Linked DNA regions of Homo sapiens: all the other regions are linked to region 4. The links are chromatin contacts, found by Hi-C or POLR2A ChIA-PET in ENCODE. All regions are on one chromosome and are shown on one strand. Each heading gives the region's core, a stretch centred on a gene start or an enhancer-like site at or near the end of the contact. The rest is flanking DNA. Distances are from core to core; before and after follow the strand shown. Region 1 holds the start of HCG18 (HLA complex group 18). Region 2 holds the start of HCG20 (HLA complex group 20). Region 3 holds the start of RPP21 (ribonuclease P subunit p21). Region 4 holds the start of ABCF1 (ATP binding cassette subfamily F member 1).

The links. Hi-C counts contacts between places; a loop is a spot of excess contacts on that map. ChIA-PET counts read pairs that join two places held with the same protein, here RNA polymerase II (POLR2A). Pooled maps may share reads with other maps.
Region 1: a loop to region 4 is called in a map of CD8-positive, alpha-beta T cell, with 14 times the contacts of the local background. The contact joins the promoter of HCG18 here to the promoter of ABCF1 in region 4. A Hi-C loop is called at or near these places in 2 of 168 maps with a recorded cell type or tissue (CD8-positive, alpha-beta T cell and naive thymus-derived CD4-positive, alpha-beta T cell), 2 of 37 single-sample maps with no recorded cell type and 13 of 50 pooled maps. POLR2A ChIA-PET finds 5 or more read pairs at or near these places in 6 of 52 experiments (OCI-LY7, PC-9, Panc1 and 3 more).
Region 2: a pooled map shows a loop between it and region 4 (2.7-fold over the local background). The contact joins the promoter of HCG20 here to the promoter of ABCF1 in region 4. A Hi-C loop is called at or near these places in 2 of 50 pooled maps. POLR2A ChIA-PET finds 5 or more read pairs at or near these places in 4 of 52 experiments (HEK293, MCF 10A, OCI-LY7 and 1 more).
Region 3: a loop to region 4 is called in a pooled map, with 7 times the contacts of the local background. The contact joins the promoter of RPP21 here to the promoter of ABCF1 in region 4. A Hi-C loop is called at or near these places in 2 of 37 single-sample maps with no recorded cell type and 8 of 50 pooled maps. POLR2A ChIA-PET finds 5 or more read pairs at or near these places in 1 of 52 experiments (Panc1).

The regions. Positions count from the first base shown.
Region 1 is chr6:30,325,726-30,328,645 of GRCh38, forward strand. It overlaps HCG18 (HLA complex group 18), which reads right to left and starts at 1,431. Exons shown (of 3, transcript NR_102327.1): 1 at 426-1,431. It overlaps TRIM39 (tripartite motif containing 39), which reads left to right and starts at 1,202. Exons shown (of 8, transcript NM_001369521.2): 1 at 1,202-1,270. It overlaps HCG17 (HLA complex group 17), which reads right to left and starts at 409. Exons shown (of 5, transcript NR_052012.1): 1 at 284-409.
Region 2 is chr6:30,765,411-30,768,110 of GRCh38, forward strand. It overlaps HCG20 (HLA complex group 20), which reads left to right and starts at 1,415. Exons shown (of 4, transcript NR_138037.1): 1 at 1,415-1,541.
Region 3 is chr6:30,343,802-30,346,617 of GRCh38, forward strand. It overlaps RPP21 (ribonuclease P subunit p21), which reads left to right and starts at 1,355. Exons shown (of 5, transcript NM_024839.4): 1 at 1,355-1,427; 2 at 1,497-1,597; 3 at 1,690-1,772; 4 at 2,631-2,756. The coding sequence starts at 1,371. TRIM39-RPP21 (TRIM39-RPP21 readthrough) reads left to right here. Exons shown (of 10, transcript NM_001199119.1): 7 at 1,497-1,597; 8 at 1,690-1,772; 9 at 2,631-2,756.
Region 4 is chr6:30,570,050-30,572,955 of GRCh38, forward strand. ABCF1 (ATP binding cassette subfamily F member 1) reads left to right here and starts at 1,393. Exons shown (of 25, transcript NM_001025091.2): 1 at 1,393-1,511. The coding sequence starts at 1,439. RefSeq lists an enhancer at 1,013-1,574.

The DNA of each region.
Region 1 (2,920 bases), core at 181-2,680, 240 kb before region 4:
AGGGCCCTTTCTCACCGAGGAGAGTACAGCAAAATCTGCTCATCTCTTTCAATGAATATTCTCCATGACTAGTGCTGGCGGCGGGGAGGCGGAGCAAGCTATCTTTTCTACCAGCCGTGTCACACCCCTCCTAGCACTAACCCCTCCTCCTCAGCCTTTTCACACCTCTACCCACTACTAGCCCCTCCCCAGCCCCATCACCTCTTCCCGGGCCCCTCACACCTCTCCCAGCATACTCTTCCCCAGCCTCATCACCTCACCCACTTCCTCCAAAATCACTGACCTGCTAAGCTTCCAGCAGCAGGCGGGCAAAGCAGGGAGGCTGTAATGCAAAAGTCCGCAGTCCCTACACAAACACTATCTGCTCCTGCGGAGAAACTCAAGTCACAGCCCCAGAAGTGGAAAGAACAGGCCTTGGCTCTCACCCAGTTAACAAGCGTTTATCCAGCGCACGTGTTGCGGTCGGACCCCATGCGAAGGAGCTAAGGACACAAAGGTGAGCAGCAGAGACGCGGTTCCAGCTCTCCCCCGGCTCCCACTCCAGCGGGATAGGTAGATAATTTCGGTAAATTTCGCCAAGCAGGGGCAGGACAAAGAGTATTTGAAGTCTACCGCGGGGAGAACTTACCTAATCCTTGAATGTTAAAAGGCTAAAAACTCCACTAGTCGGAAGTGACGTGCCAGCTTAGCCCCGCAGGTCCGCCACGTAATTGGCCGCCGCCACAGCTAGCCACCCTCTCCCCAGACTGGCCCGAAGAGAGGAAAAGTGTGGAAGTCCACAAGCCGCCCCCGCCCCGCCCTCTTCGTCGACTTTCAGCTGCACCGGGAGGCGGCGGCGCCTGGCCAGAGCCGGGGCCTGGAGCCTGGACTAGACAGCCTCGCCGGCCGGGGCGCCAGTCCAGCGCCCTGCGGGCAATGGGCTTCAGCGCTCGAGCACGCGCATGCGCGGGCCTGTATCTCCAGAGGATTCCTCGGGTCACCTGGACGCCAGCATCTCAGCCACCTGCCCCTCTGGGTCCCTTCTTGCCCTTGATTCCCCCTGCTGCTTCTCATCGCCAGCCCTCCTCCTCCTTCTTCCGCAGGCACCGCTAGACCCGGCCGCGGCCGCCCGCCGACACCCCAGCTTCCACTGACACGAGCCTCGGCGCGGCTTCCGCTTCCGGCGAGTATTGTGTGTCGCGCCGCGGGGCGGGGGCGAGGGGAGGAGGAAGGAGGGAGGCAGCGCTCCGGCGGCTCCGCGCCCCGCACTCCCGGACCCGAAGCCGGGAAGGTAGGTGCTGTCCCGCCGCCGCGCCCGAGCCTGGGGCCTGCGCTCGCCGGCCGGCTCCGCAAGCCGCGTCCCAGCGCCCCGCGACTGCGTCACCGGCCCCCCGCACGTAACCACAGCTGCCTCCGCCCGCCTCGGGCCCGGGCGGACGTTTTGCCGCCCCGGCGACGTCAGCGCGTCCGGCGTTGCTTGGCTACCCCGCCGTTCCCCCGTCCCGCTGCTGCTCACCTCCCCGGGTGAAACTCTGACGCAGTCACCGCGGGTCTCGGCAGCGTCATAGCGGCGGGCATCCCATCTGCACGTCACACCTCTTTCTCACCTGGACACGCATCCCTTCCTACCCTGCCAGCCACGACGTTTCCTCTTTCCCCTCTCCAATGCCCCAGCCCCAGATCTGGCGGAAGAAGATGGAGAACGGGGGTGGGACAGAGTTGTGGACAACCTCTCAGGAGAGGGTCGCAAGGTGGGACCCTGAACAGTGGTAGAAACAAAATGAGATTGTCCCTGAAGTTTGCCCTTCAGCTGAGACACAAGGAGTAGAGGAAGAGGAAGGACTAACGCAGAGGCACTCAAGGTCTCACTATGACTGTAGTTGAGAGTCCTCTCCCTTCTTCCCTAACCCTTTCCCCATTTCTCTCACCACTTCTTTGCCAGTCTAGATCCGTCCTGGTGCCTTACTGTGCATACAGTTCTACTCGTCTCAGGTGAGGAGGCCACTTAATTTGTAAAAGACTGAGGAAGGGGTAGGATCACCACAAGTCAAAGTTGGATTCCCACAGATAGAAATCATCTGACTGAACTTCTCTCCTATTGCTGACAGAAGAAATTCAAATCCAAAGAAGTTATCAGTTCCTACTCCAAATCAAACACATTTGTGTGTGCCAACAATATATACAGGAACAATTGTTGTTAACCTACCTCATTACATGGCCACTTATCTCTCAGCACATAGATCTACCAAATTTCCTTCCTTCCAGTAGGTCCCTGGAGAAGGATGGGGGTCGGGAGGAGAAAAGGTTATGGGGATAGTTAAATCAACTTACCCATGGCTAAAAGTATGGATGTTTTAAGGATGGAGTAGGGGGCCAGCCTTGTGTTTTATAAATCTCTCCTATGCATTTCCAATTCTTCTGAGGCTGCGCTTGAGGGAGATCTCATTGCCTCTTTTGTGTCTCTTAATTCGCAACCACTCCAGGACCTATAAGTTGGAGACACACTATGCCCAGGGTGTTAGTTATCAATAGCTATATTGAAAGATTCCAGTCACTACAAATAGACTCGTTGCTCTCTTTTCAAGAAGTCGTTGGCCTGAGCTCAGCAATATTTAATATGGTTGCCATAATTTATCAGTTTTCAGCAGTTCTGAGTGTCCAGATGAACACAAGAGAAATGGAATGTTGCGTGAAATGTCATTCCAAGAAGAGAGCAGATTTCCTTTAGGCTAGTCTGATGGATAAAAGGAAGAATAATTTCAGATTTTCCTGAAAAGAGGAGGTTGCCTTTGCCTCATTCATTCCATTTGTTAGCCTTTAGAGCAGTGGTATCTAACCCTTTCAATATGAGGACTCTCTTTGCTTATCTGTGGTGGCTGATAAAAATTATGCATGGACCTTCTGTGGTGGTGATAGAACAAAAGTTATGCATGGACTTTTT
Region 2 (2,700 bases), core at 165-2,664, 200 kb after region 4:
AATCACAAGGGTATTGACTGGGGAAGTGATAAGTGTCCATGAAATCTTCACAATTTATGTTTAGAGATTGCAGTAAAGACAGGCATAAGAAATTATAAAAGTATTAATTTGGGGAACTAATAAATGTCCATGAAATCTTCACAATCCACATTCTTCTGCCATGGCTTCAGCTGGTCCCTCCGTTTGGGGTCCCTGACTTCCTGAACAGTGATTACATGGGGACAATGGGAATGAGGAGGAAGAATGAGAGGCATTTGCTAGAAAATGTATTCAAACTGATGGCTGGTCTGAAAGGGAGTTGTAGGCTGGGGTGATGAGAGACAGGTCTCATAGCAACAGGGTAAACAAAGTAAACTTGGCTTGGTTGGTGTTTTATTTATTATTATTATTTTTTTGAGATGGAGTTTTGCTCTTGTTGCCCAGACTGGAGTGCAATGGTGCAATCTCAGCTCACTGCAACCTCTGCCTCCCAGATTCAAGTGATTCTCCTGCCTCAGCCTCCCGAGTAGCTGGGGTAACAGGTATGTGCCACCATGGCCAGCTAATTTCTTTATTTTTACTAGAGACGGGGTTTCACCATGTTGGCCAGGCTGATCTCCAACTCCTGACCTCAAGTGATCCGCCCACCTTGGCCTCCCAAAGTGCTGGAATTACAGGCATGAGCCACGGCACCCGGCCTATTATTATTATTATTTTATTTCGAGACAGGGTCTTCCTCTGTCACTCAGGCTGAAGTGCAGTGGTGCAATCTCAGCTTTCTGCAACCTCTGCCTCCTGGGCTCAAGCGATCGATCCTCCTGTCTCAGCCTCCCAAGTAGCTGGGACTACAGGCGCATGCCACAAAGCTAGGCTAATTTTTTTTTTGTATCTTTTGAAGAGGCAAGATTTTGCTGTGTCCAGCCTGTCTCCAGGCTGGTCTTGAACTCATGAGCTCAAAGCAATCTGCCCACCTTGGCCTCCCAAAGTGCTGGGATTGCAGGTGTGAGCCACTGCACTCGGCAGCAGGTGTTTTAGATTGGGCTACCTTGAAGCAGAACCTGGGGTGGGGACTTTTGTTCAAGAGATACACTGCGGGAGGCTCTCAGGAGAAAGACTGAAGAAAACAGGATAGGGAAGGGAAAAAGGCTAAGCAAGGATGTGAGCTTCAGCCTGAGCTCATGGGGAAGCTCAGGGCAGCAAATTGCACCAGTCAATTGCACTTGGAGGCATGGGGGCTGGCGTTTTGTAGATCTGCTTTAAGGTCAGGCAGCCACTGGGAGTCTGTCCAGAGTGTGTGCAAGGGAGGAGGGCTTGGCTCCTGTTTGGCCCAGGGCAATTCTCCAGAAAAGGGGACAATTGTGTGTGGTTATCAGCTGATATTCCCAAAAGCTGGAAAGTGAGTGGACTCACTGGTGAAAAGGACCTGAGCCCAAACAGTGTCCATGATAGTGAATCCATTTTGGTTGTGTTGGATTTGAGGTGGCAAAGAAATAAGGAACTGGCATGTGACTGCGGGAAATTGGAGCTACAAGACAGGAGTTCAGGTGAAAAGATAGGACTAGGTATGTAGCTATTGGAGTGGGGGACTTCGGCGCACAGATGATAGGGTTTTTTGTTTGTTTGTTTGTGAGGGTTTTTTTGTTTGTTTGTTTGTTTGTTTGTTTGGAGAGAGGGTCTTGCTCTGTAACCCTGGCTGGAGTATAGTGGCATGATCATAGCTCTCTGCAGCCTTGACCTCCCAGGCTCAAGAGATCGTCTCACCTCAGCTTCTTGAGTAGCTGATACTACAGGTGTATGTCACCACTCCCAGCCAATTTTTTAAACATTTTTTTAGAGACTGGGGGTCTCACTGTGTTGCCCAGGCTGGTCTCAAATTCCTGGGCTCAAATGATCCTGCTGCCTCAGCCTCCCAAAGTTTTGGGATTATAGGTGTGAGCCATGGCGCAGGCCTAGATGATAGTTTAAACAAGAGGGAATTTGTATATTTGTCACTTTGGGGGTTGCTGGTGGCCTTTGAAGGAAGAGTTTCACAGCAGGACAGAGTACAAAACCATATGGTGACGTGAGGTCTAGTAATGCTTTCCACAGTTAATGTCCTTCCATTCTGACTAACTCTTAACACCTCTAGGGTACTTTCTCCTTCGACTTATGTGCTGCTCATTCTGGCTTGTCCTCTGTGTTCTGGTTATTTTTTGTTGTCCAACAAATTGCCTCAAAATTTTGTGGCATGAGACAACCCTTTATTACGTTCACGGATTCTGTGGGCCAGGAATTTGGACACACCGCAGTGGGGATGGCTTGTCTCTGCTCCATGTTATCTGGGGCTGCAGCTGGAAGACTCGAAAGCTGGGGGACTGAAATCGTCTGCAGACACTTTGCAGTGGATGCTGGCAGTTAGCTCAGGGACCTCAGGGTTTCTACCTGTGGTCTAGTTAGAGTTTCTCTTGCATAGTGGCTGGGTTGCTGTGAGGGAACCAGGCATGAACTGCTTTTTTTTTTTTTGAGGCGGAGTTTCACTCTTGTTGCCCAGGCTGGAGTGCAGTGGTGCAGTCATGGTTCACTGCAGCCTTGACTACCCAGGCTTAAGTGATCCTCCTGCCTCAGTCTCCCTGGTAGCTGGGGCTACTGCCAACATGCCTGGCTGATTTTTGTATTATTATTATCATTATTTTGTAGAGACAGGGTCTCACTATGTTGCCCAGGCTGGTCTCCAACTCCTGG
Region 3 (2,816 bases), core at 105-2,604, 230 kb before region 4:
TGTTCCTGGGTCTCACCCTTAGTGGTTAGTCAAGGTCTGGGGTGGGCCGGACATCTACATTTTATTTATGAGACAGAGTCTCGTTCTGTCGCCCAGGCTGGAGTACAGTGGTGATCTCAGCTCACTGCAACCTCCGCCTCCCAGGTTCAAGCAATTCTCCTGCCTCAGCCTCCAGAGTAGCTGGGATTACTATGGACTATAGCCATGCACCACCACACCCGGCTAATTTTAGTGGAGACAGGGTTTTGCCATGTTGGACAGGCTGGTCTCGAACTCCTGAACTCAAGTAATCTACCTGCCTCAGCCACTCAAAGTGCTAGGATTACAGGTGTGAGCCACCGTGCCCAGCCTACATCTACATTTTAAACACACCACTCTCATTTGAGTCCGAAAACCCTTGTGAAACTAGTTCCAGAGGAGGTTTCAGCCATGTCCTTCCTCCCAGCTGGAGCCCTGCTTGTCTGTCCCCGCCTGGCACTGGGTCTGAAATTGGAGAGAAGTCATCCTCTCCTGACTTATGCTGCCCTCCCCATCTCAGGGTTCATTGATCTTCTACCCCTCCAATTCATGTCCCTCTGCTTCTGACTTCAGTAACTGATAGTCACTATGAGTCACAGGACACCAGACAGAAGAACTGGAAGATAGAAGAGGTCAGAGGGAGGGGTGTGAGGTGAATGTCAGTGTGGGGAGTGGGGTGAAGTTTCAGGGGCAGGGGATGCTGTTGACAGATTTCTGTGCTGTACCTAAGCCTAGGAGTTAGAAACCATTCACTCAGAAAGTGAGGATCACCTACTGTGTGTCCAGCACTGCATAACAGGAAGTGTGTTTCTTTGGTAGGTGGAATAGTAGGAGTAAACTGTGCTTTCTGAGGACCGGGAGTCCTTTTCCCTCCCTCCAGCACCCTCATGATCCTTCCCACTTTCACCCCCACTGGCACCAGTGCTTTTTTTTAATGTATTACCTCTGTGCCTTCCGTCTGTAGATCTTACAGGCATCTGCCTCGGACCTCAGGAGAGTAGGGCAGAAGCTCTAGCTGGGTATAAATTGCACATAACCATCTCCCCAACGTAGCTACATAAAGAGACCAGCCTTCTGTCCTGAAAATGGCCGATTTAAGATCCTCACCTGCTCCACTAGGTCTCTAGGTGATATAATTGGTCATGAGCTTGAGGAAGACAAAAGCACTGAAAATTCATAAAGGGACCCTGGGCATGGATTGCTGGGGTTGTGTTTAGAAACCGATGAGTTTGTGAGGCCTCCGGGAGGCTCCCGAGGGCGCGGGGACTACGTTTCCCAGGAGGCCTCGCGCGGACGCCCGGGCGGGGCTGTGCGAGGGGTGGGGCTGCGGGAGGCCCTGGAGCGCGGCGGTGATGGCGGGGCCGGTGAAGGACCGCGAGGCCTTCCAGAGGCTCAACTTCCTGTACCAGGTGAGTCTGCGACAAGGGCCCCACGGGGACGGTGCTCGGCGTCCCAGAGTGACTGCTCCCCTCCCGCAGGCCGCCCATTGTGTCCTTGCCCAGGACCCCGAGAACCAGGCGCTGGCGAGGTTTTACTGCTACACTGAGAGGACCATTGCGAAGCGGCTCGTCTTGCGGCGGTGAGACAGCCACGGGGCGGGCGGCGGGCGGGACGCGGGAGGAACGCGAGAGGGAGCGCGGGCGCCAGACCACTATCCTCCTCCGCCCCCAGGGATCCCTCGGTGAAGAGGACTCTCTGTCGAGGCTGCTCTTCCCTCCTCGTCCCGGGCCTCACCTGCACCCAGCGCCAGAGACGTGAGTGCTCCAACGGAGGTGGAAGACTGCGGAGCATTGGGGGCGCGGAGGGGGGCGGGGTGGGGGGCGGGCACTGGAGGCCAACAGCGCCTTTCTCACTGTAGATGGATGTTGGGTGTGGGATTCGCAGGAGTCTTCCTTCTTCGGGTTTGGATTAAGTTCCTAACGCCACTTGCACAAACTAGGGTTTGGGCTCGGCTGTTTTTTTTTTTTTTCTTCCAGTGTGGGCAATAAATAATAACTTTTAAGAGGCAACCCCACCCATGCACAATAATAGATGTTGTTCGGCTTTGTGGAGGACGATTCCCATCACCATTCATTTATTAAGCAAATACTTATTTTCTAAAATGTGTCAGGTACTGTGCTAGATTCATTATTCTCATTGAAATTACGGTCTGATGGGACAGACTAAGAAACAAAATGGTGTAGAAAAAGATTAACTGGGGGAGTAGAATGCTCACTTACTCATGCCAGTGGTGGCGAAGTTTATGATAAGCAAAGGGAGTGAGAGATGGAAATTCTAGGCATGTGTGCAGACTCTGAGACAAGAGAGCTTGTGGTGCTGTCAAAGAAATGAGAGTTCAGGAGGCTGGAGTTTGAGGTAGGAGGGCAAAACATGAGACTGGAGGGGGAAACAGGCCAGTTCTTGAAGTCTTGTTAGGGAGTTTGAACTTTATCTTAAAGAGTTCCAGGAAATCGATGGAGCTTATGCCGAGGCCTGACACCATCAAATGTGCATTCAAATTGGGGGTGTGGTGGGGGAGCGGGGATACCTACTGAAAAACACTGGAGGCAAAACTGGCAGCAAGAGACCGTTACTTCTAAACGTGGACAGTCTTTTTCCCATGTTCACCCTAGGCTGCAGGGGACAGCGCTGGACCGTACAGACCTGCCTAACATGCCAGCGCAGCCAACGCTTCCTCAATGATCCCGGGCATTTACTCTGGGGAGACAGGCCTGAGGCCCAGCTCGGGAGCCAAGCAGGTGAGAGGTGAGGGAGAAAATGGAGGACACCCCAGAGGATAGGGACAATGGAGAACGTAG
Region 4 (2,906 bases), core at 143-2,642:
TGATGGGGAAGCCTGGAAGAGACAGGCTTTAGGAGTAAGAACAAGAGCTCCATTTTGTACGTATGAGAGAGATTTATTAAAGATCTCAGAGAAGATGTCCCATAAGCAGTTGAATTCATGAGCCTGGAGCTCGGGGCAGAAGTTGGGGGCCAGCAAGAGAAGTTTGGGAATCTTCATTGGTTATAGATGGTATTTAAAGTCAGGAGGTGATAGGTGATAAGTCTAGATTAAGGAGAGTGTCAAAGATTTAGCCCTGAGGCACTTCAACATTTAGACTTCAGGAGAAGCCCATTAGATGCAAAGGAAACCTATAGAGAGTAGTGTCCCTGAAGAAAACAAAGGAGGGAGGGAGCGACCAAGTCTATCAAACATTGATGGGAGAGTGAGTAGGATGGCCCCAGATCTGTTGACTTTGGCAAGTGTGAATTCAGACAATGGTGGCAACAAAAGCATGATTGTAGTGGTTTGAGAGCTGACAGAACTACAGGAGCACCTTGCTCAAGCTCCCATATTAAGTGGTAGAGTTAGAAGTGAACCAAAGTCTTGATTGTGGTGATAGTTTACTGGGTTTATGCAGGTCAAAACTTATTTAAGTGATACTTTGCAGTTTATTTTGGGTGCCATTTTATTTTGTGTACAGTTTATTGTATGTCAATTATATCTCAGTAAAGCTGTTACCAAAAAAAATAAATGAACCGAAGCTCCACTGCACCGTGACTTCTGCATGTTGGGCTCCAGTTCCCTGTTTACAATTGTACACTTCGGGATTTTGTGACACATTTCAACACTGGACCGATCAGACCTCTCCCTTAGCCATTGGTCTGCACTGTCTTTTCTGCCCATGACCCAGTCAGTCTCGCGCCCCATGACCCTCTCCTAAAACACGCGCAGTCTCCTCTCTCTTCCCCTTCCTCTCGTGTCTTCCTTGCCTACCAGCCTCACCTGATGGGCTCGTGTTCTCTCCGTCCCCGATCCACTCGGGCTCCGGCAGCTGCTGCTTGGGCGCCTTCGGCATCGCGGTGGCAGAACTAGAAACGAGTTACAGATAGAAACTAGAATATGCTTTTTAAAAAAACAAAAAACAAAACAAACAAAAAAACAGTATGCCTCAACTCCTTCATACTAGTAGGAAATTATTATGTTCATTCCTTGAGTCTCGCGGCGTCGGGAGGTCACGGCGTCAGGCTTCCCAGACAGTCGTAAACGCCATGTGTTTACGCGACTGGAGCAAGCGGACGCCGGCCCCGCTCCGTCATTGCAGGCCACGCCTCCACTGAACCAGGGCCACGCCCCCGAGATGACGGCGAAGCTCGCACGTGCGCAGCCCGGGGGCGGGGTTGGCCGCGCCAGCTTGGAGAGCCAGCCCCATCGGGGTTCCCCGCCGCCGGAAGCGGAAATAGCACCGGGCGCCGCCACAGTAGCTGTAACTGCCACCGCGATGCCGAAGGCGCCCAAGCAGCAGCCGCCGGAGCCCGAGTGGATCGGGGACGGAGAGAGCACGAGCCCATCAGGTGAGGCTGGTAGGCAAGGAAGAAACGAGCAGAGGGGGAAGAGAGAGGAGACTGCGCGTGTTTTAAGAGAGGGTCATGGGGCACGAGACTGACCGGGCCCCTGCGGGAGTTACTGCGCATGCGTGCCGTGGGCCCGGGAGGAGTTTGCCGGGGAGGAGTGGGTTTGGAATCGGGGTTAAAGGAAAGAGATCCAGATGTCGCACGTGACCTAAGTGAGACTGGGCGAGATAAAAGAAAGAGCATATGGCACCGAGGGAGAGATGGGGAGAAATGGGAAAACCTTGCTTAAAAAATTTGGACATCCGCCCCACCATACACTGTATTCCACCAGGAATATATGAGCCCTGCCTCGACCTCCCCTTCCCCCTGCGCGCGCATACACACACCTTGGGAGCCTGTGATCCCCCTTGTTTCTCAAGAGAGGGTGACTCCTTCATGGTTTCTTTCTTAAGACACCCCTCTCACTCAACTGGAGCAAGAGTGTAGATTTTTGATGTTGGAATGAGGGTTAAGGTTTACTTAAAAAGCAGCGAAAGTTTGTTAAGCGCTTGTTTTTAATTAAGCACTCTATATACTGTGCTTTGAGAGGGGAAGGAAAAAAACATGAAGATATCCTCCCAGGGTTGAAGTCAGTTTTAAGGGGGACATAAATGGACACAACTAACCCCAGTAGGTACACAGTAACTAATTTTAAAAGCACTTATTGGATGCCTACTGTATACCAGGTACTGTGTGGAGGAAGTGGGAATGTAGAGATAAAAGATAAGACTTTCCCTCAAGGGACAACCCAGTATGGTGAAGGGTCAGAGCATTAACCAGACAGACAGTGGTTGTCAGAGTATGATGAAGGTGCTTAAGAATGTTATGGGACTGTAGAAGAGAGGAGGAGCATCTACTCAGACAGGTAAGGGAGTGTCAGCAAAGCCTCCCAAGAATATGTAATAGCTGAGTATTTTTTTTTGAGGCACATTGTAGCTCCATCACCCAGGCTGGAGTGCAGTGGCATGAACATGGCTCACTGCAGCCTCCACCTCCTGGGTTTAAAGGATCTTCCTGCCTCAGTCTCCCAAGTAGTTGAGACTACTGGCATGCACCACCACACCTTATTTTTAAAATTTTTTGTAGACACAAGATCTGGCTATGTTGCCTAGGCTGGTCTCAAACTCCTGGGCTCAAGTAATTCTCCTGCCTCAGCCTCCAAAAGTGCTGGGATTACAGGCGTGAGCCACTACATCTGCTCCCCAGAGTTTATTCTTGAAAGATCATCGTGAATTAGCAAGGGGAAGCGCATTCCAAGCCAAGGAAGTTTGTGGAAGGTAGAGATGTAGGCAAGCCTGACTGGTCCCACTAGAGCCTGGTGACTAGTGTGATGAAGTCAGAAAGATGCTCAGGAGA